2 separate regions of the Homo sapiens genome follow, and region 1 is linked to region 2. Evidence: read pairs that join two places in POLR2A ChIA-PET (ENCODE). Cell type or tissue: PC-9. All regions are shown on one strand. Each heading gives the region's core, and the rest is flanking DNA. Links, peaks and the distances in the headings are about the cores only.

Region 1 (11,421 bases), core at 234-8,233, 220 kb after region 2:
CCCGCCCCAGCCAGCACCTGCCCACACACACAGATAGAGGTTGTAGAGGAGGCCGTGCTCGATGATGCCAGTGGACTGGGCTTGGCCGAATTGGTGCGACGCAGCTGCAGGATACCCTCCTTCTCCTTCTGTTCCCCCTCCTTGAAGGCCACGATCTGCCATACCCAGGACAGGAGCAAAGTGGGTCAGCAGCCTACCCCTTCCCTTCTCTGGGCCCCCCCTTAACACCCCCACTCCCAAACCAGGAGAACTGAGGCTCAGGGGACAAGCGGTCTGCTCATGGCCACCCAGCTCAGACACTCTATCATCACCAAGCCCTTCTCCCCATCTGTGTCGAAGCTCCTTACCACAGAGCCTGGGTCCCTGAGGTCCTGCGCAGACAGCCCCAGCAGCTCTGTGTCAGATTTGTACAACCCCAGCTCCTTCTCCATCCACCGGCTGCGCTTGGTGCTGTCTGAGCCGGCATCTGCACATGGGCAGAGAACCTGGGGCAGGCAGACAAGAGAGGGAATGACTGGGCTTCCCTTACATCCCCCGCCTCCTTCCCTCCCTGGTGCCCCTACAAAACCCATGTTATCTCATGAGCCATCTCACAGAAGCCAGGGCAGGCGTTAAGAGACGCTGTAGGTCAAGGTCCCAGGCCTCACCTCCAGCAGCGTGTAGCAAGAATTTTTCTTGAGGAAGGTCTTGGAGGCCTTCTCCCTCCAGGAGTGCGCTGTCAGTACCTGTAGCTCTAGCTGTCTCAGCTCCTCCAGCCCCACAGGTAGGTCCCGGCCCACAGCTACTAGGCCCTCCAAGTCATCCAGGCAGGGGTAGTGGTCACCATTCTAAGGCCAAGGGCGAGAGACAGCTCAGTTCAACTTGCCAATGCTATTGATGCTTACTCTGTGCCTGGCCCTGAGCTGGAAAGATGAACTGGGCTCAGTCTTGAGGGATTAAAAAAATAGGTGTCATCCTAAGGAACAACCACTTGGCTCTCTCCCACAACACCGGCATCTACTGACTGGCTCAGCCCCAAATATCTAGTCAGCCTTCTGTTGTGGTTTGCCTCTTCTCCTCTCCTCCATGCCCCTGCCCTGCTCAGTCCCATACCACCTGCTTCCCTGGCCCACCAATCTCATCCTAACCAGTGCCCTCTCTTCCTTCAGGCCAGCCTCACACTCTTCCTCTCACCCTGCTCATCAGGCACATCTTGCCTCCTGACTACATGCCATGCCCCCTTCCTCTCTCCAGCCAACCCAACCCATCCCAGCAACCCAGCACATCCCAGTGTATATGCCATCTCTTCCCAGCTGGACTGAAGGCCTGGGGTGGGAGTGGCAGGGTCCTCACTTGGATCTCATCAACATCAGCAATCCAGGCCCGGGCCTTAGCAAGAGCCTCCTTGAGAGCCTGGATGTTGGGCAGGTGAACAGGGATGTTTTCCGCTTCACGGATTATGGCCTCAAGTGTGGCTGGTGGATGCTTCTGCCTAAAGGTAAGGAAAAAAAGAACGCTCAGTCTGATGTGGTCTGCCTGACCAGAAGCCCAGCCTGACCACCAGATATATCTGCATGGGCCCCTTGGGTGTCTGTTATTCCTGCTGTCACTTGGGCCTACTTGCTTGTATTCCACCTAAGGGTAGCTGCCAGTCCCTGCTTCCCCAAGACTGCATGCACCCAACTTCATCCCTTCTGCCACAGCTCTTGCACCTCTGTTTGTCTGCCAGTCTGCTGGCCTGCTAGCAATGCCTACATATACAACCTGTATTGTGTAATCTGTTGCTGCAGTTTGTCAACTGCCCTGTGTGGGGTCTTTCTACCAACATCTGCCCATCTGCCTGTCACTTGTGCTTCTGGGTATGCGCACATTAGCCTGTAGGGCTAGTCTTCTAGATAATCTCTATCTGTCCATTTCTGCTTCTCCATCAGCCTCTCTTTGCCTTTAAGTATACAGAGTTGTTTTTTAAAAAAACGACAAGATAGACAACAAAAGAGGGGAGAGTCAATACAGTAACACAGGAGCGTGATACCTAAGGCCACCCATGGGCATCCTCTTCTGGGTCTCCACTCAACTTTGATGTTTGGAATAGGGCAGGGAAGGGAAGCAGCAGCTGGACCTACCTGGCCTCCAGGCAGAGGTGGGCTTTCTCCTCCCAGCGTTCAGCAATGGTCAGCAGTTCCTGCAGCTCGGCCTGGGCTTTATCCACAGCAGGGCTAGGGGCTACACTGGCACCCGCGACCAACAGTCCTCGCATGACAGCCAAGGTGCCCCTTCGGGCTGAGGGGGCCAGTGTGCGTTTCACCTCATCCAGCCATCGCGCCTGTTCCACCTGCCGCTGGAGCTGCTGGGCCTCAGGCACCTCCACCCCCAGCTGCCGCCCCCTCTCCAACAGGGACTGCAGTAGCCCTGGACTGGAGGGCAGTGAGGCCAGGGCCTCACGAGCCTCAGCCTGGTAGGCCTCCACCTGTTCCAGAACACCCTACCAGGACACAGGATGAAGAACAAACTCCTCAGCTGGGCCCACTGAGGGGTTCCACCACCAGATGGAACCTTGTCCCACCTATCTTCTTACCCTCCAAGCTTTTGGGGCAAAGGAGCCTAACATGGGCTGAGCTCTCCTTCTCCAAGCCCTAAGACAGTTGGGGTTCCTAACACTGACTGCTCATTAGAATGCCCTGGGGAATTTAAGAATGCAGATTCCTGGGCCCCACCCTGAGAGATTCTTAATTAACTAATAATTATTAATCTATGCTTTATTTAACTTTTCAGAGGGCTCTGTTCTCAGGGCACCAAGAGACCTCCCTGCCCTAAAAATTGCTATGATTAGTCCTCACATAAACCCTTGTGCTCACCACCCTGGGGTCTGTTGCCCTCTCCATCTCACTCCTCCTCCACCTTCATGAATTTCCCTCCACTTTCCAAGCCCAACAAGCACCCCTGTTACCTCCTTCTCCTCTACCCCTCCTCCAGGAAACCTTACCTGGACTCTGTATCCTATACCCATACCCTTGCCACCTGACCCTCAAGGCCCATTTCTAACAGACAAGTCACTAGACCCTTGCCTCACCCCTCCCACCTGTTCTTTTCTCACACGTGTGTCCTGTCTTGCCTGAACACTTTAAGCTTTTGAAAGGAGCCAAGCATGGCCTGCTGCTCAGGTCCCCTGGTCCCCTTGATCCCTCATCAGCACTCCAAGCGTCCTCACCTTGACATCCCCAATCTGGTGCATGGCGCAAGGCAGGTTGTTCATCTGGTCCAGAAAGGCCCGGAGCTCAGTCAGGGTCATCTGTAGACCAGCCACCCTGTGGGGGCTATGAAGTATCACATGTGAGGTTTCAGGTCCAAACTCAGTGCCTTCCCTCCATGTCTATGCTAAGACTGAACACCTTTCCTCACTACACCTGTCCACCTTGATCTCGCATATTTCAAATTTGCCCCAATTGCCCAGGTTAGAGGGAAGGTTTTAAATTATAGAGCATGTTCATATTATGAGGGGAAAGAATTAGAAACTAATGGGTTGTAATAAGAGCTACACTTTGCAATCCATCCTCTACTGTGAACTCTAAAGCTGTGTTAGCAGGGATCAGGTCTATACATCTTTGTCCTGTTCTTACCCGTAAGCCTCCCACAACTCTTCCCTGCCCACAAAACCCCTCAGCCTCTCTCTCAGGCCACTTCCAGGTACTGATAAAAAATAAACACTTCTAGCTTTCTTATCACAGAGGCTCTCCTCTCCTTTTTAGGTGGCCTGGTCTCCTTGTCCCCCCCAACACCTTCCAGGCCATCTCACACTCTTGTGCCTGGCAGCTTCCTGCTGATGTCCATTCTGCCAAATGGTATTCACAGTCTACCCCTTGCAGCACTTTTCCTCGGTGCTGGATCCTCAGCACCTTATGTGTGCCCTAACTCCTCACGCTGTCATACCCAGCTTCCTGGCCGCTGACCAGTCCCAGAGCTCGGGACACGCAAGCCTCTGCCTCACTCAGGCAGTTCTTTAGTTGCTGCAGCAGCTCACTATTAGGAAACCTCCGCTCACGGGCTTCAGACTCTAGTGCCCTCAGTTCTTCAAGGCCTGGAAGAAAAATGAGGGCAGCAAAGAGTAGGCAGTATTGAATAGAGGCAGAGGAAGGGGGTCAGAGTACAGAAGAAAGGGAATAGAACTTGCCTGTGGAGTCCCTCCATCCCCCCCATCACTCACTGCGCTTCCGCCCATCCTCCACCTCCAGGGCCACTCGCACTTTGTTGGCCCAGGTGTCAAAGGACTCAGCCCGAACCTTCAGCTTATGCAGCATGGCAGGAAGCTCATCCAAGGTATACCGATACCTGGAGGAAGAGGGCAGGCAAGAGCATGTCTGGCCCAGCTCTCCATCCTCCTTCTTGCCCCACTTCCTCCAGAAAGGCCCATGCTCACCGCAGGTACTGCCGGCTACTGGAGCACTTGCAGAGATCATTGATGTGGGAAAGGCAGACAAGGCCGTCTGGGCAGTCGTAGCAGGCCAGGGCTGACAGGAAACACGTAGTCTTGCACTTGATACACTGGCGCTCATCATCTGGGAGCAGCTCGAAAGCCTCTCGCTCAGCCTCTGTGATACCCTAAGGGCATTTAACCTATGCGTTATATATAACCAGAACCAGGTAGCAAAATCCTCCATCTCAGCCACCACCGACCCCTACTTTAGATTCAAATCTATGCTGAGGGTCATGGGGTTTAAGAGGCCAAACCCCAGGGAGCATACCTGCCCTTTGTAAAGTCTAGACTCTCAAAGCTTGGGGAATCAGATAAACCAGGGCAAGATCAGTGTGCGCTGAGTCAGATAATTTTATAGAGGAAGAAAAATCAGGTAAGATCCAGATCAGCAGAAAGGGTCTTGTGGGTGAGAAGTGAGGAAAGTGGTGGACCAAGATACCAGAGAGGTGGCAATGAGTGCAAGTGGCCAAGGGACAGGCCTGGCTAGTTATGTGTACTGGGGAACAATATCGGCTTCCAGTTACTCAGAGCCCACTGTGTTCCAGGCACCACGCTGGCCACTTAGTAGGCAGGAGATACTTGTGCACATATATAACTTAGAGAAATTCAACCGTATGTGCTTGTGTTCAGGGTTTAAAGAGATATAATAATTTTCTCCCAACAATATGGTTTCCAAACCTAATCCAATGACTTCATCTGTTGCTCAGATAAAGAAAAAGCAATCCATTTCAAAAATGAAGGAAAAGCTGGCTATATTGGAGTAATCGAGAGACAACCCAGTGTGTATATCTAATGGGCAATTTTAGGGATTTTAATGGGAAATGTCAACTCTTAACAGTTTTTGTCTTACATACCAACTTTAACACCTAATCTCTGCATAAGTTATGAGCCCAAATCCCACTCTGCCACTTATATGCTGTGTGATCATGAGTAAATCATTTAACGTCTCTGGGTCTGTTTCATTATCTAGTAAGATGGAGATAAACAGTATCATCCTTGTTGGGTTGTTATGAGGATTAACAAAAATAAAGCAGCTATGGAATCAGACAAGTATCTCAGCACTTAGATTCAGTGTTCATCAAATATTTACTGTTATTAGCTCTAATTTTCAGATAAGAATATATATTCCACAGGCCTATCTCATTTTACTAAGGCAGAAACTAAGTCTCAGGGTCAGTAACTTGCCAAACTGAGTTAATTTTGACTCTAAAGCCAGAGAATATTCTAAGGATGAAGTCTCTAGGGTTTTTTTGGACTACAGACTCCTGAGAATTGGATGTAAACTATAAGTCCTCTTCCCAGAAACATACTTAAATACACATACAATCTCTTACAGGATTCCAAGACTATGGTGTCCAGAATGCTTCTCTGAGGTAAGGGCCAAGTGTGAAGAATTCTGAATGTCAAGATGAGAAGGTCTATTCTCCCCACCTTGCTTTGGCTCCTTCCCACAGCTTGGCACAGCCACACGGCCATCATTTAATAACAGTACTGAACAGAGTGAGAAAATGATGCCTGGAAAAGCCCAGGGACTCAACAACTTACACCACGACTGAGAGGCCCCAGACTTCCAACACTACTGTAGCTATAGTTCTCCCTATAGCCCACACTCACAGGAAAGCTATAAATGAGCTTTAAAATAAGAAAGTATTACCCTAGATAGGCAGCAAGGGATCCCACAGAACCAGCACTCCTTTGTAATCTTATGAAAGACTCTCACAAAGTCAATTCCCTAACTGGGCAAGTGTGAAATTTGAAGATGATGGCTGAAACTACACGAGTGGACTTTAGAGCTCTGTAGCAGCTTCCACTCAGCTACACACACAACTGACACAAGCTTACAAGAAATCAATTAAAGCAGGACCACCTTCAGCTTGGTAATATTATTGCCCTAGCTGGAGTTAATAAACCATCTGCATGTAATAAAATGGCAATTCCTGAGAAACATTCCAAATTTCAATCAGTTTCTTCATGTATTAACATTACCAATAATAGCAGCTGCAACATTGCAAAGGCAATGTTAGAGAGATGGCTTTCATATAAATCACCTTACTCTAACCTTACATCTTGCAAGTTAGGTATTTATTCCCACTTTAGAGTAGGAAAGTGAGATATGAAAGATCAAGTAACTTGATACAGTCACCTAGATAATCAGCAGTGAGGTTTCATATGCCAGTCTATTTTGCTAGGTCATGTAAATAATGATAAATAGCTGCTATACCAGTACCTGCCATGGGTCAGTCACTAAGCAAACATTATCTTTAATACAATCAACTATCCAAAAAGATAAGCATTATCATAATCCCATTTTTCAGAGGGGAAAACTGACAATGAAGTAAATCGACTTAAGGTTGCTGGTAAAGGGTATAGCAGAGAATGGTATGTGGTTTTCAATCGAGATGCATCTAGTTCTTTTCACTATACGCCAAGAGTAGAGGCTACATCTTCTTGGTGCTGCCTCTGCCTCCCCGAACTTCCACCAGAATAGGGTGCTTGATCTGGGGTACTCTCCCCACCTTCTCCAGCAGGGCCTTTCGTAGACGCCGCTCTTCTTGCACCATGATGAACATCTCCTTATGCACAGCTGCCGCCAGGTTCAGGTCTAGCTTCTCTGGGCAGGCAGCCATCTTGCAGATAAGCTCCTCATGGGAGAAGACGCAGTATCTCCGGAGCCGGCGGTAGTGCTCAATGCACTGGCGCCCAGCAGGCAACTGTGGGCAGGTTCAAGGTTGAGTGTGGCCAAGTCTGGAGGCCATGATGCCCCAGCTTCTCTACAACCCTCCTGCTTCTCCCCACCATCCCACCACATTCTAGACTCACCCAGTCAGCAGTGCAAAAGTTGACAGCCTCGGCAAAGTTGTAGCCTTGGTTGAAGCCGCTGTGGTAAGCACGGGGGAAGGTGATGACAAACTCTCCTGCACACTGGTTTGTGCGGACAACCTGAAGAACACAAAAGGCCATGGCTGTTGAGATAGAGATTTTCCTGTATACAGACCTGACTTAAGTGCAAGGTAATTAAGGAGACAAAGAAAAGCCTCAGGGAACACAGTCTGACAACAGAATCCCAGACTCTCCAACTCTGAAAGGAAGGACCACTGGTCTCTGCTCTCAAGGTTTTGATGTGTGTTGAGATGATAGGAAGATTTGAGATTAAAAAATATATCTGTCAAAATATTCCAACTTCCTTAGTAATTTTTGCAAAAATTATAAATATCACTTTTAATCAAGCTGGACAAGCTTTTTTAGTTATTTACTTTCATCAGTTATATATGCAGTTTGTAGAGTCAAATGGCTCTATAAAGATCTGTTATAAAATCAGCCAGCCTTGCCATTCTCCCTTCCCCACAGCCAATCACTTCCACCTCTTCTGATTATTTTGGCGTTGATTATAACTACCTTAAATAACATGCTTCTAGACTATGTTAAAAACAGCCTCCTGTTTCTCAATTTGCTCAGTTTTTTATGCATATATCCCTAATTTTCTGACCAATATTTAAATCTCTTTTCCTATCAATTTTCATCTTTCTGTAGCAGTCTCATGCAACCTTCTGATCTGTCCCAATCTGGACCAGCTGTCCTCCCTGGATCATCACTCTCTTGTGACAGATCTCCTATTTCCTAGATCCCACGTCTTCCTCTTTCTTGGTTTATTCCTTTGCTATGCTTAAGAACATCCTCCAACAGTTTCCTGAGAAATGGTGTGAAGAACCTACTTTTCTTTTTTTAAAGAAAGTCTCTATTCTTACTCTCACACTTGACTGTATATAGAATTCTAAGATGAAAATCCTTTTTTTTTTTTTTTGAGACGGAGTCTCGCTCTGCCGCCCAGGCTGGAGTGCAGTGGCACGATCTCGGCTCACTGCAAGGTCCGCCTCCCGGGTTCACGCCATTCTCCTGCCTCAGCCTCTCCGAATAGCTGGGACTACAGACGCCTGCCACCACGCCCGGCTAATTTTTTGTATTTTTAGTAGAGATGGGGTTTCACCGTGGTCTCGATCTCCTGACCTCGTGATCCGCCCGCCTCGGCCTCCCAAAGTGCTGGGATTACAAGTGTGAGCCACCGCGCCCGGCAAAAATCCTTTTTTTAAAAACTCCCATAGTTGTTGACTCAGAAAATAATTTTAAAGGCACACTGCTCTGATCTTCTAGTGTTACTGTTGAAAAGTTCGAAGCCATTCTGATTTCTAATGCTTGATAAGCATTTGAAACCTGTTTCTCTCTCTCTCGAGCTTATAGGATTCTTCTGGTCTCAGTGTTTGACATGGAAATTTACAGGATATATCTTGGTATGAATTTCTTTTCACTCATGTACTGGGTAGGCCCATTGACTCTGGAAAATCGGTTCTCCAGTTCAGGGAAATTTTCTTGAGTGATTTCATTAATGATTTCATCCTCTCAGTTTTCATCTATTTTCTTTTCATAACTCCTATTTGAATATTGAACCTCCTAGAAAAATTCCCTAATTTTTTCTACCCTTTTCCATCTTTTTACTCTACTTTTTGGGAGATTTCCTCAACTATTCATCTTTCAAAAGTGGAAAACATACACTTTTTACATTTTTCACTTTTGCTATCATAACTTTGTTTGCGGTATGCTATTTTTTTAAACAGTATTCTGGTCTTCATTCATTTTTACAGTATATGCCTTTCTTTTGAAGTTTATTTCTCCCTGCCTAGCCTCTGTATCTCCAAGTTGCTTCTGTTTTTTGGGGGATTTTTTAGGGTTTCCTCAGTTTTTTGTTTTTTTTTTTTGACGCAGAGTCTCACTTTGTCGCCCAGGCTACAGTGCCGTGGTGCAATTTCGGCTCACTGCAACCTCGGCCTCCCGGGTTCAAGTGATTCTCCTGCCTCAGCCTTCCAAGCAGCTGGGATTACAGGCACACGCCACTATGCCGTATTTTTAGTAGAGACGGGGTTTTGTCATGTTGGCCAGGCTGGTCTCAAACTCCTGACCTCAGGTGATCCACCCACCTTGGCTGGGATTACAGGCGTGAGCCACTGCACCGCACTGGCCTCTCAGTTGTTAATCTGTGGCTGCCTGCTTATATTTAAGAGGAAGAGATTAAAAAGCTAAATGGAAGCTCTGAGTACACAGATGAAGCTTGTCAACTGTGAGCTTCACTGTAGGGTGATCTAGCTAAGCCATTTAGTTTGGGAAACTCCAGGTCTTTCCTTGCAGGCCAGTCAGATTCCCCAAAGAAAATCCTTTTTTTTTTTTTTTTTTTTTTTTTGCCTGTAGGAAAAAAGGCCTGGCAGCCAGTGTTCTAACAGCCAAGTGGAGAATGATGGCTGGGAACCTCAGCATCCAGTATGATAAATCCTAATTACATTCCCTATAACTCCACCTTCAATTGTACCTAGGAGACCTTAAACCAGAGACTCTGTTTTAACCTCTTCAGAAATAAATCTTCAGTCTTTTACTAGAGTGACTAGACATTTCTAGCTGCCCAGCATGGGAGGGTATCTCACAGCTTTTTTTTTTGAGACGGTGTCTCGCTCTGTCGCCCAGGCTGGAGTGCAGTGGTGTGATCTCGGCTCATTGTAAGCTCCGCCTCACGGGTTCATGCCATTCTCCTGCCTCAGCCTCCCGAGTAGCTGGGACTACAGGCATCCGCCACCATGCCCGGCTAATTTTTTGTATTTTTGTTAGAGACGGGGTTTCACTGTGTTAGCCAGGATGGTCTCAATCTCCTGACCTCATGATCCACCCGCCTCGGCCTCCCAAAGTGCTGGGATTACAGGCGTGAGCCACTGCACCCGGCCCTCACAGCTTCTTATACAGACATGAACCAATCCTTATTTTCACCCCATCCATCTTTACCCCTAGAATGCCTGGTGCCACTGATAACAAATCTTTGGGGGATTCTGAGGTATGAATCGGGCTGGTTCTCAAGATGTCCTCAGTAGTGGCTTATGTTTCAGTTTTCTCATCTATCTGTTTTCTAGTTTCAAGAATTTTATCATTGTCTCCTCTCTCGTATTCTCCATCTCTGTAATTTTTTTCACGTTAAAAAATCCCTTTATGTAATTTTTGTGGAGTTTCAGTACAGAATGGAAGTAGCCATGTGTATGCTTAATCTGTCATCTTTACTGAGAAGTCTCACAAAGCTTTTTAAGATAAACATTCAATTTTGGTGAAGACACAGTGAAGTAGGTACAGTGCCGGTAAGGGAATAAATACATTCTACTCTCTGGAAAACAAATTTGCTAATGTATATCAAGAACCCTTCAACCCAATGATTCCTCTGCCAGGAGTCTAAATTAATTTGGGGAGAATTAACATCCTAACAATATCAAATCTTCCCATTCATAAACATATCTCCACATTTATTTGGACCATGCATCAGCTCCCACCTCCGTCATATTTTCTTCTCAAATCTATCTCTACTTAGAGGCAACATCAGCATTTCTTTCTTACCTGTATTACTGCACTGGCCTCAATTACTAACTGCCAGAACTATCTTCCAAAAATAGCAAATTTGACCATGTAATGCCTCAGCTGAGAGCCTCTCACTGGAATCCCCATGCCCACATGATTAAGCCACAGCTCTGACAGGTAAACTCTTACTCTTCTTTCAGGGATCACTGCTCCTACAAAACCTTTCCTGATAACCCCCGCTTCCTAAATGACCTAGTTTGTTGCTCTTTTGCAGCACCTTTAATGCTTTATTCCACTTATTTACTCCTCTGTCCAGCACTCAGCTATGCATACACAAACGCAGGCACTGGGTTATTTGCCTTCTGAGTGTTGACCAGAGAGGCCTTGCACAAAGAATGAGCTCTAGCAACATTCACTGAATGATCTAGTCCCAGGCTTAGTTTTATTTATTATTAATTAATTAGAAGGGGTCTTACTATGCCAGCCTTAATTTTATCGACAAGAAAACTAAGTCTCAGATAAGCCTCAGGTAGCAGAGCCAGGAGTAGAACTTGATGCTCATAACTCTGTCTCACCCTGCACCCTGATGCTGG
Region 2 (11,421 bases), core at 1,281-9,280:
TCAAGATACCTAAAAGAATGAGTCTTCAGAACATCTATTTTAAAAATTATTGGCCAGGTGCGGTGGCTCACGCCTGTAATCCCAGCACTTTGGGAGGCTGAGTCGGGCGGATCATGAGGTCAGGAGTTCGAGACAAACCTGGCCAACATGGTGAAACCTGGTCTCTACTAAAAATACAAAAATTAGCCAGGCATAGTGGTGCATACCTGTAATGCCAGCTACTCGGGAGGCTGAGGCAGGAAAACTGCTTGAACCTGGGAAGCAGAGGTTACAGTGAAACAAGATCGTGCCACTGCACTCCAGCCCGGGCGACAGATCAGGACTCCATCTCAAAAAAAAAAATTATTAGAGAAACAGTGGCTGAGTAATAATAAGGAAGAAAACGCAAGTAAAACAGTGAAAGGAATGTTATTTCAAAATGATTGAGTTTCCCACTTAGAGAGCAACACTTCAAATGTGGTGCATTCCCTTACAGGCTTTTTTCTATGCATGTTTTTTAAAATTATGAGATTGGAGAACAAGTAGTGTGTTTATAATACTGCATCTGTTGTTTTGTTTAATATTATACCAAAGCTATTTCCCATAATGACAGTGACAAGGATGTTGCTGCTAACATCCATGGTAGCAAACACATACAGAAAGCTTGATATGGAACAGAGACCATCTTTGTGCTTTCCTGGTATTGACTCATCACCCTGTATTATCGAAATATGACTATATTTTTACATTATATAAATATGTATATATAATAACAGTCACTTAGTGTGTTGCTAATGTTATCATCCCTTATTACAGAATAGGAAACTGAGACACATAGGTTAAGAGACTAAGGAACTTGCCAAAAGTCACATTGCCTGCAAGGGCAGGGACAGTAGAGTTTTCACGATGCCTGTGGCACTATACATATATATATATATACACACACACATATATATATACACACACATATATACATATACATATATACATATATATACACACACACACACACACATATATATATATATATATATATCTTGATACGTATATATATAAATGAAGAGAGAGAGTGCACTAAAAACATCTGGCCCAGAGTAAGTATCCAGAAGTATGAGTTTTTATTCTCACATCTCTGAACTTCTGCTTTCTGCTCTTCCCCATTATTCCTTGCCCCTGTCTGCCCTAGACCTCTCTCCCTGCCCCGCACACCTTCACTTCCCCTCCACACTCCACTCTCTTCCCCCATTGCCCATTTCCTCTGACTCTGGATCTGAATAAATTGATACCATCTTCTCATGATTTAGCTCAGAAAACATTAGTACCATAAGTCTTTCCTTAGATCAAAAATGAATTTACTTTTTTGAGACAGGGTCTCACTCCCATTGCCCAGGCCAGAGTGTAGTGGTATGATCATGGTTCACTGCAGCCTTGACTTCCTGGGCTCAAGTAATCCTCCCACCTCAGACCCCTGAGTAGCTGGGAATACAGGCATGAACCACCATGCCCAGCTTATTTTTTTATTCTTGTAGAGACAAGGTCTCACTACATTGCCCAGGATGATCTCGAACTCCTGGGCCCAAGCAATCCTCCTGCCTTGGCCTCCTAAGATTCTAGGATTATAGGTGTGAGCCATCATGCCTAGCCAACAATAAACATTAATGGTAGAAGTAATCAACACAAGATACAACAGACGAGGTGAATACTATACAAAAAATAAAATACCACTAATAAAAATTCAACTGCTAACAGCTTCATATCTCCATCAGATTCAGATCTTCACAATTTGATGGAGGAGAGTTGGACTTAATAGAACTAATAGCAATAGAATAATCCATATGATAATAATTTTTGACCTTTAAATTTCACTCTTTAAATTATTTCTAAAAATTTATATGCTTTTGTGCTATCATTATCCAGTGACCACTTGCTTGTCCAAGCATTATACAAGTTACATGAAGAGGTCACTAGAGTTCTAATTTCCTAGAGAAATTTCCATTCAAATTTTCCATACAAGCTCATGATGATGAAACTCCAGCATTGCATTTAGGCTCCACGATACCCTGTAAGGAAAGCTGAATATTCATTATGCTAATAAAATGTGCCCTCCCCCTGCCCCACAGACTCAGACCTTGAGTCCCAGAAGAGCTGAAGAGATAATCTAAACATCATCCAAGGGGTCAAAAGTAGACTTGACATCTGTCTCTCCAGAACATGCCCCAGGGAAATGCGGGAACAGCAACAATAACAGCTTAGAATTTATTGGAAACTGACCATATGCCAGGGACTGTCCAGACAACTGTACATGTCTTCACACAGTCAGTGCTCTAAACTGCCCCAAGAAGTAGATGACATTACTAGTAGTATTTCCATGGTACTAATGGAGAAAGGAAGCACAGAGATGTTAAGGAACTTTCTCAGGGTCACCCAGCAGTGAGTGCTGGAACCAAGAGCCACGGGCATCGCGAAAACTCTACTGTGCTGCATATTAGTGCAATCAAGAGTAAGATCCAAAAGCTACTGCAAAATATTTAGAATTTTATAGCATGGGACTGCACAGGCAATAGATATTTGATTTCTTCAGAAATCTTTAAGAGATGGAGACTTGAAAGGACTGGTCTGGGTATCATTTGGAGATGGTGCCCTGAGTGTGTCATTACCATAACAGGCAGCACGTCAGTGTCGGTCTCCTCAGCTGAAGGTCTTGGGTTTGTACATCAGAGAACACATCAAACCTATCCCTTCCATACCTTCACAAAGGAGAAAGAAGCTGTGTCACTGGGAAAGGAGACTATTCTCCTGCTCTAGTATTGCTCAGACACGTTTCCATGAAAGTTAGAACCTAGGATCTTTTAAAAGTGCAGATTCCAGAACTCACACCCAGTGAGTCTCATGTAGTCCAAGGGAACTTTGCTGGCCAGCCTAGGGAACTTTCAGAAACCTTATTAAATCCCTTTGGTAGCAAGACTGTCTGCAATATACCCAGAAAAATATTCCCAGGACAGACATGAGGTTCAGAAGAGCAACCTCAGAGCAAAGTAACACAGGACAAGATGAGCGCAGTGTGAGACTCACCGTAAGGGTAGGGCAGAGGGACTTTTGAGAAGGCCTCACAACTCCTACTGGCCTTTCTCCTTGAAGGCCTCAGTTTATCTCAAATCCCTTCTCTTCATGGGCAGTGAATGAAGGGGTCCCAGGAAATGACCTTTTAGATCCCAAAATGGTATGGGCTCCTCTCAGGGACCACTGAACACATAGGATGGGAGGAGATGCAAGCTGTTGTCCCCCTCCCACCAGCCTTGGTTTCCTTCTTGCACCGTCATTTCCTTCAACGGGAGCCTAGAGCAATGTCAGGACTTAGGACCAATGTCTTCCCTTCACCAACAGACACCTGCCCCTCACCTAAGGAGTTCGTCTCCCCTCTCCTCCCTCCAGCTGTCCTTCTCCTTCTCCCACAGCACACACCTGTCCCTGGCAGCCTGACGACCTAGCCTGGCCTGTTCCTCCTATGTCACAGCCTGGAGAGGGCTGTCCTCACTGAGAAGAAGGACACCAGTCCCAGGATCCCAGAGCCATGACTACCACAGAACCATCCTGAGCATCAATGTCCCATGGCAGTGGTTGACCTTTGAAATGAAGCTTCACCACACACCCCAGCTGGCACTGAAACACTTTCTTATCACAAGAAAGCAACACAGAGGAACAAGGTTCCCGCAACCCCTCCTGGGGAACATTGTGTCCTTCTCCATGTTACTGTGCTGTTTCCTCTGTACCGACTGCAACATTCCTAAACTTTTGATGTTATTAAGAAGTTCTAGGATTCTTCTTTTAAATCCTAAACTTGTGGTTTGTAGTCAGAATATCATCGCCCATTTTGGGGCATTTTGGAAATTTCCAAGGGCAGCTTTGGGTGTTCAAATTATTGGAAGCGGCTACTGGCATTTGTGGAGTGAAGGTTACAGGGAGGCAAACAACTTTTTCCAGAGTCTTAAATAAACTGGATTTTTTTCCATATATATCACTTCCCTGTAAACTGGGTGGCGGGGGCCGGGGCTTGTATGTTGCTTCACCTGGAAACTTACAAAGACTTATTGACTGCTTTAGAAATCACATCACTGCAGGGCATTCCATTCTTGGATTCCACTCTGACACAACATACCAGTATCAATTTGCTTTGTAGTGCTGCATGCCTGGGGGAAACAATGAGGGGAATCCAACTTACCTACCAAAGGGATCATTTCCATGATAAGCTGTTAGTTGATGGGGAAAATCAAGCGGGAGATGTTGGTAGTGTGATCTCTCATTAGTTGGTGAACACACCGGCTATGCCCATTGCTGTTACTAAACTGAACTTCTCTTTGCAGGTGTATTTCCCTCACCAGGCTCTGTGGTCTCTCCTGGAAGGTTGGAAACATGCCCAGTAGATCCCTGAGTCCTCAGGATGGGATAGAGGACCTCACAGACAGAAAGAGGGCAGGGAACACTTATGGAATTGTAGTGATCTCTACATGGTTGGATGACCAAACGCTGAGTCACAGTGATGAGCCCCATGGCTGGCAGTCTGCAGAGGGTGGGAGGAGAATGCCAGAGGCCTCTGCCTTAGGAGCCATGCAACAGAGTGAGACCAAAGTACTGATCTCAGCTATGCCCTTTAAGGGTCCCAGATGTAAGCAGCCTTTTGGTTAGGGTTCCTCTGTGTGTGTGTGTGTGTGTGTGTGTGTGTGTGTGTGTGTGTGTGTGTGTGTGTGTGTGTGTGTGTGTGTAGAGGGAGAGAGAGAGAGAGAGGCTGTGGGGGCTGGCAAGTCTAAATTGTGCAGAGCAGAATGTCAGGCTGGAGACCCAGGGAAGAGGTAATGTAGCTCGAATCCAAGGGCAGTCTCGAGGCAGAATTTTTTCTTCATGGGGGGATCCCAGTCTTTTTTTTTTTCTTTAAGACTTTCAAGTGATTGAATGAGGCCCAGCCACATCATGGAGTATAATTTGCATTACTCAAAGTCTACTGATTTTAATGTTAGTCTCATCTTAAAAAACACCTTCACAGAGACACCTAGTCTGGTGTTTCAACAAATACCTGTGTACTGTGGCCAAGCCAAGTTGACACATCAAGTTTACCATCACAGCCAACTAATACAAATCCCAGTAACCATGAAGGTCTATCTTAGAAAGGCAGGTGACTTCCTAACTAAGATTGTGTATGAACCTTTTTTTGTCCAGCCCAAGTCTCCATTTCAGGCTCAGCACCAATCTGGACAGGAAACTGAAGCTGACATGAATGCCTTCCAGGGATGAGGCAGTGATGGAATAGTCAGGGCGCACATGCAAGTACAATCCCAGAAGGCACACGTGGTACCCCTGGACACCAAGACTTTACCCTTGTTAGGGCACCCCCAGCAGGACATACATTAGTCAGGCAGGAGCTGGCCAAGGCCCCCAGTGTGGCTTCCCACTGTGGGACTTTTCCCTCTAGGGTTCCTCGTCCATCCAAACAACTCATTTGTGTTCTTGGTTTCTGAGGGACTGACAGAAGGCAGTCAGTCCAGGTTCTGTTAACCATTGACACCAGTTCCTCCTCTTCACAAGCATGGATGACATCTGTAGATGTTCTGCATGGGATGCTCAGGAGCTGGGTTGCCCCTACTGTCCCCTAGTTGCAGCTCTGTCAGGTGTAATTGTGCACTCGGCAGTCAGTATGATTTCAACATACTCACAGAAATTTAGGAAGGCTGAATGAGGAGCTTTTTTTTTTTTTCAGGAAAAGGGGAAGGTTTTCATGAACCATTTGAAAACCAGAGATCACTAATGTCCCCTCTCTCTGGCTTGACTCTTTCCACATGTCAGGTTTTGTGTTTTCTTCATTGTTAGAAAACCAGTGTGTACTAATCTGAAATCAAAACTTTCCACTTCTTACAAATCAAAACTACAATGAGATATCATCTCAGTGGATCATGCCTGTAATCCCAGCACTTTGGAAGGCCTAGGAAGGAGGACTGCTTGAGGCCAAGAGTTCAAGACCAACCTGGCCAACATAGCAGAACCCATCTCAAAAAATAAATAAAATTTTTAAAAACTTATATTTTTTAAAAGGCTGGGCGTGGTGGCTCATGCCTGTAATCTCAGCACTTTGGAAGGCCAAGGTGGGTGGATCACTTGATGTCAGGAGTTCAAGACCAGCCTGGCCAACATGGTGAAACCCCATGTCTACTAAAAATACAAAAATTAGCTGGGCATGGTGATGAGCACCTGTAATCCCAGCTACTCGAGAGGCTGAGGTGGGAGAATCGCTTGAGCCTGGAAGGCGGAGGTTATAGTGAACCAAGATCAAGCCACTGCACTCCAGACTGGGTGATAGAGTGAGACTCCATCTCAAAAATAAATAAATAAATAATTTTAAAAAAGAAAGTCAATTAATGTAAGTAACGATATATTAATCAGTTAAAGTAAAAAATAATAATCTCAATAGATACTATAAAGACACTCAATGTAATTCAATATATACTTTAAATAAAACCAAGTATCTCTTAAAAAAAAAAGACCTTCCCATTTCTTTACTTATCATCTACCGTCCTCTAGATCTTTTCTCTGAAATGGTCATATGCAAGAGGGAAAAAAGAATTTTCAGAGAAAAAAATTTTAATAAATCAACCAATAATACACATCATGTTCAGAAACTGATCAGGATGAAATTCCAGATTTAAAAATAAATTTATGTAGGTTTGCATAACTTCTTATCCCTTTTGTCTCTATCATTTATTTCACGAGCAGGCTGGAAAAGTTCAATGCTTTGCTGGTGACAGCTCTGCATTGAATGGTCAAAGTGCCTTACCAAGGTGTGTACACCAGGAGAAAAGTTAGGGAAGCAAAGCCAGGCTATTAGTCCTTTGTTGTGTAGGAGCTGAGGGCTTTGGCCCTTTACAGGTTCACTGGAAATGACTAACATAAGGCAGATTGAGCCCAGGAATTAAAGACCAGCCTAGACAACACAGAGAAACTCCATCTCTACAAAAAGATAAGAAAATTAGCCTGGCATCCTGGCACATGCCTGTGATCTCAGGTACTCGTGAGGCTGAGATGGGAGGATTGCTTGAACCCAGAAGGTCGAGGCTACAGTGAGCCATGATTGCACCACTGCACTGCAGCCTAGGCAACAGAGTGAGACCGTCTCAAAATAAAAAAGAAAAAATATTTCCCCTCCAGCCTTCCCTGAAGGGGATGGTCCCTCTAGCATTTATTACATTATAAGTATATAGCATTTCACATCAATTTTATCATACATCCAGATGCAGCAGCCATAAAACAAAAAAAAAAGCTATTTTTAATTCCTTTTTTTGGCTTTCATTGCAATTATAGGGTTAACATCATAGCTGCCAGGGGAGATTCTGTCTGGAAGGCTGGGAGGGGCTGCAGTAGCAGCAGCAAAGCTGAAGAAAAGGCTGGAGAAATTTTTCTTTTTGTTCCCTTTGGTTTATCTAAGCTTTGCTCCAGCCCAGAGAACTGATATAATTTTTTCCCTCCCACCTGGAGGAGAGAGAAACCCAAATTTTTAACATTTTTCATCCACCCCAGCATTACTTTTGTGAATTCCCAGTCCCTTTCTTTTGTTTGGAAGAGAGGACAAAAACCAAAATTTGACCTGGCTGTGCTCCCACCCCACAATCTCCGGCATGGCAAAAGACGCCAAGGAATGCAGTGATCCAAGTCTCCAAGAGTTGGATGTGTTCTTTTTAAATTCTGTAAGTAACATTTACCTCTCACAAGAGACAACAGCTAGCTGCTGTTTCACAGCGTGTGTGAGGCCATAATCGCCCGAGCACAAAAGGTTCATCACCCATTACTCCTTCATCCTTTCTTTACTTAAACAAGGCTTTCACCATATTTTAGTGAGTCAGGCTCATTCTGGCAAATCCCACCACTGTCACAACTGTGTCAGGGGTCCCCAAGACCACTCCCATTTTCGATTATTTGCTGGGAGGACGCACAGGACTCACAGTCAGCATATAGCTGGACTCATGTTGGTGAAGATTCATTACAATGGAAGTATACGGCAATATCAGCACAAAAAAAAAAGTGTATGGGGCAATGTCCCGAGGAAACCAGCCCAAGTTTCCAGGAGTCCTTTTTTAGGAAAGTCACAGAATTCGTTCCTCCAGAAATCAATTGTGACATGTGTGATGTGACATATTTTCTACCAGAGCAGCTCACTAGAGATTCAGTGTTGAAGACTTTTACTGGGGGCTGGTCACACAGGCACCCTCTGCCTAGCATGTGCCAAGATTCCAGACTTCCAGAATGAAAGCACCTATGCAGCATAAACTATATTTTGTACAAACAGTTTAGGCAGAGTAAGGGAATCATGGGAATCCTTCCCAAATCCAAGTTCCCTGATGCCTGGCAAGGGCCAACATGGTAAGCAGGCCCTTCTAAGGGAAGTCTCAGGCTTCCTATATTATTAACCCTTTTCTGCCAGCACCGAACAACAGACCTTCGAAACACAAAAGCAGGCTGGGCACAGTGGTTCGCGCCTGTAATCCCAGAACTTTGGGAGGCCGAGGCAGGTGGATCACCTGAGGTCAGGAGTTTGAGACCAGCCTGGCCAACAGGATGAAACCCCATCTGTACTAAAAAATACAAAAATTAGCCAGGTGTGGTGGCACATGCCTGTAATCCCAGCTACTCAGGAGGCTGAGGCAGGAGAATCGCTTGAACCTGGGAGGCGGAGGTTGCAGTGAGCTGAGATTGCACCACTGCACTCCAGCCTGGGTGACAGAGTGAGACTCTGTCTCAAAAAACAAAAAACAAAAACAAAAAAAAAAACACAAAAGCAAAATCACACATAGAGGAAAAGATGAACAAATTTATAATTATAGTTGGAGATTTCAATTCTCTCTCAGTAATATATAGAAATAGTTGAAAGAAAATTAGCAAGGATATAGAAGAACTGAATGACACCATTTACCCACTGAATTGTATTTACATTTACAGAACCATCTACATAACAACATGAGGATATACATTCTTTTCTAGTACATATGGACACTTCACCAAAATAGCCCATATCTTGGGTCACAAAATAAATCTTCCCAAATGTAAAATAATTGAAATCATACAGAGCATGTTCTCTGATCAAAATAGGAAAAAAAAAAAACAAGGAATAAGAGAAAGTAAACAGGAAAATCTCCAAACTTAGAAATTAAACAATCCATATACTTCTAAGTAATCCATGGGTCAAGGAGCAATACAAGGGAAATTAGAAAATATTTTAAACTGAATGAAGATGAAAATACAACATATTAAAATTTGCAGGATGCAGCTAAATCAGTGCTAGGGAGTAAATTTATACCATTACATTATCATATTGGAAAAAATAAAGGACCCAAACCCATTATGAAACTTTCCACCTTAAGAAACTAGAAAAAGAAAATAAAAATAAACCCAAAGTAAGCAGAATGAGGGAAATAAAGATTGGAGCTGAAATCGATAAGACTGAAAACAAAAAAAAGAACAGACAAAATCAATGGCCCAAAAGCTCGTTCTTTGAAAACTTTAATACAAGTTAGAGACCCCACAAAAATGAAAAGGATACTATGAATAACTAATGAATACTAATTCACAAATATATGAATGCATATACATTAAGCAACTTAGATGAAAATGGAACAATTGTTTGAAAGACACAAACCACCAAAACTTACTCAAAAATAGATCATTGGCCAGCTGTGGTGGCTCATGCCTGTAATCCCAGCACCTTGGGAAGCCAAGGTGGGTGGATCACTTGAGGTCAGGAGTTCAAGACCAGCCTGTACAACATGGCAAAACTCTGTCTCTACTAAAAAAAAATAATAATAATAATAAAATAAACCAATAATAAAATAAACCAATCATCTAAATAGATTCCATCTATTAAAAGATGGAATTTTCTTAATCCAGTCTATCATTGTTGGACATTTGGGTTGGTTCCAAGTCTTTGCTATTGTGAATAGTGCCACAACAAACATACATGTGCATGTGTCTTTGTAGCAGCATGATTTATAATCCTTTGGGTATATACCCAGTAATGGGATGGCTGGGTCAAATGGTATTTCTAGTTCTAGATCCCTGAGGAATCGCCACACTGACTTCCCTAAACTTAAAGTATAATAATAATAAAATTAAAAAAATAAAATAAAAAAATAAAATCACTGCAGAAAAAAAAAACATGGAATTGATGGTTGAAATATTTACCAAATCATGTTATAAGATCAGCATTACACTGACACCAAAATCAGACAAAGACAGCATTAAGAAAAAACCAACTATAGTGTAATCTCCCTCATGAACATAGATTCAGAAAATTCTCAACAAAATATTATCAAGAAAACATTTGGTTAATATTAAATCCAATAATATATAAAAAGGATAATGCACCAAGACCAAGTGGGATTTATCTTGGGAATGCAAAGCTGGTTCAATATTCAAAAATGTGTCAATGCAATCTACCATATTAATATACCGAAAAAAAACTGCAAACTCCAACCACATGGTCACAACAGTTGATACAGATAAAGCCTTTGACAAAATTCAACAGTCATTCATAATTAAAGAAAAAAAAAACAGCAAACCAGAATTAGAAGGAGGCTTGCTTAACTTGATATGGAGCAACTAAAAAAATCCTACACCTTATATTATACTTAATAAAGACTAACTGCTTTCTCCATAACATCAGGAACCAAACAAGGTTGCTCATTCTCACCCCTGTTATTCAATATTGTACTGAAAGTTCCAACCAGCTTAAAAAGGAAAGAAAAAGAAATAAATGGCTTACAGATTGGAAAGGAGGGACTACAACTACTCCAACTCACAGACATTATTATAATCTACATAGAAAATCTTGTCAGATTTATAAAAAATACTTCTCGAATGAACAAGGGAGTTAAGCAACATTATAGGATATATGTTCAACAACAACAAAAAGCAAAGCACTTCTATAGACTAGCAATGAACTGCTTGGAACATTTTTAAAAATATACAATACCATTTACAATAGCTGCCCCTGAAAACCTAACAAAACATGTGCAGGAGCCGTATGCTAAAAACCATCAGAAGCTAATGAAAGAAATAAAGGAACAATTAAATAAAGAGAGGGACGTACTGTACTCATGGATTACAGACTCATTATAGGAATGATGTCCCCAAATTGATGTACAGATTTCATGCAATTCCAATGAAATTCCCAGCAGGATCTTTTATAGATACAAACTGATTCTAAAATTTATGTGGAAAGGGAAAGGAGCTACAACAGTCAAAATGACTTTGAACTTTGGGAAGCCGAGGCAGGATGGCTTGAGCCCAGAAGGTCGAGGCTGCAGTGAGTCATGATCATGCCACTGCACTCCAGCCTGAGTGACAGAGTGAGACCCCATCTCTGCAAAAAATAAGAAAACTTAGCCGAGTGTGCTGGTGTACACCTGT

Evidence for each region. Peaks named below come from ENCODE experiments on the same cell type or tissue, not always from the same donor. Only the 100,000 strongest peaks of a DNase experiment are listed, where the experiment ranks them.
Region 1: POLR2A ChIA-PET joins it to region 2 with 11 read pairs; 2 of 35 experiments call an interaction of 5 or more read pairs at or near these places.

Annotation. Positions count from the first base shown.
Region 1 is chrX:53,194,584-53,206,004 of GRCh38, forward strand. KDM5C (lysine demethylase 5C) reads right to left here. Exons shown (of 26, transcript NM_004187.5): 13 at 7,271-7,390; 14 at 6,967-7,161; 15 at 4,394-4,575; 16 at 4,181-4,305; 17 at 3,907-4,054; 18 at 3,188-3,293; 19 at 2,103-2,461; 20 at 1,333-1,471; 21 at 648-827; 22 at 348-485; 23 at 1-155. It overlaps MIR6895 (microRNA 6895), which reads right to left and starts at 905; the gene lies at 828-905. MIR6894 (microRNA 6894) reads right to left here and starts at 4,362; the gene lies at 4,306-4,362. In PC-9, for the core only: no CTCF peak of the experiment used is centred there; no DNase peak of the experiment used is centred there.
Region 2 is chrX:52,976,113-52,987,533 of GRCh38, forward strand. It overlaps a transcript of FAM156A not described here. Among named protein-coding and RNA genes, the nearest start is that of FAM156A, 23 kb to the left of the region's middle. In PC-9, for the core only: no CTCF peak of the experiment used is centred there; a DNase peak (open chromatin) is centred at 4,499; H3K27ac peaks cover 416 bases.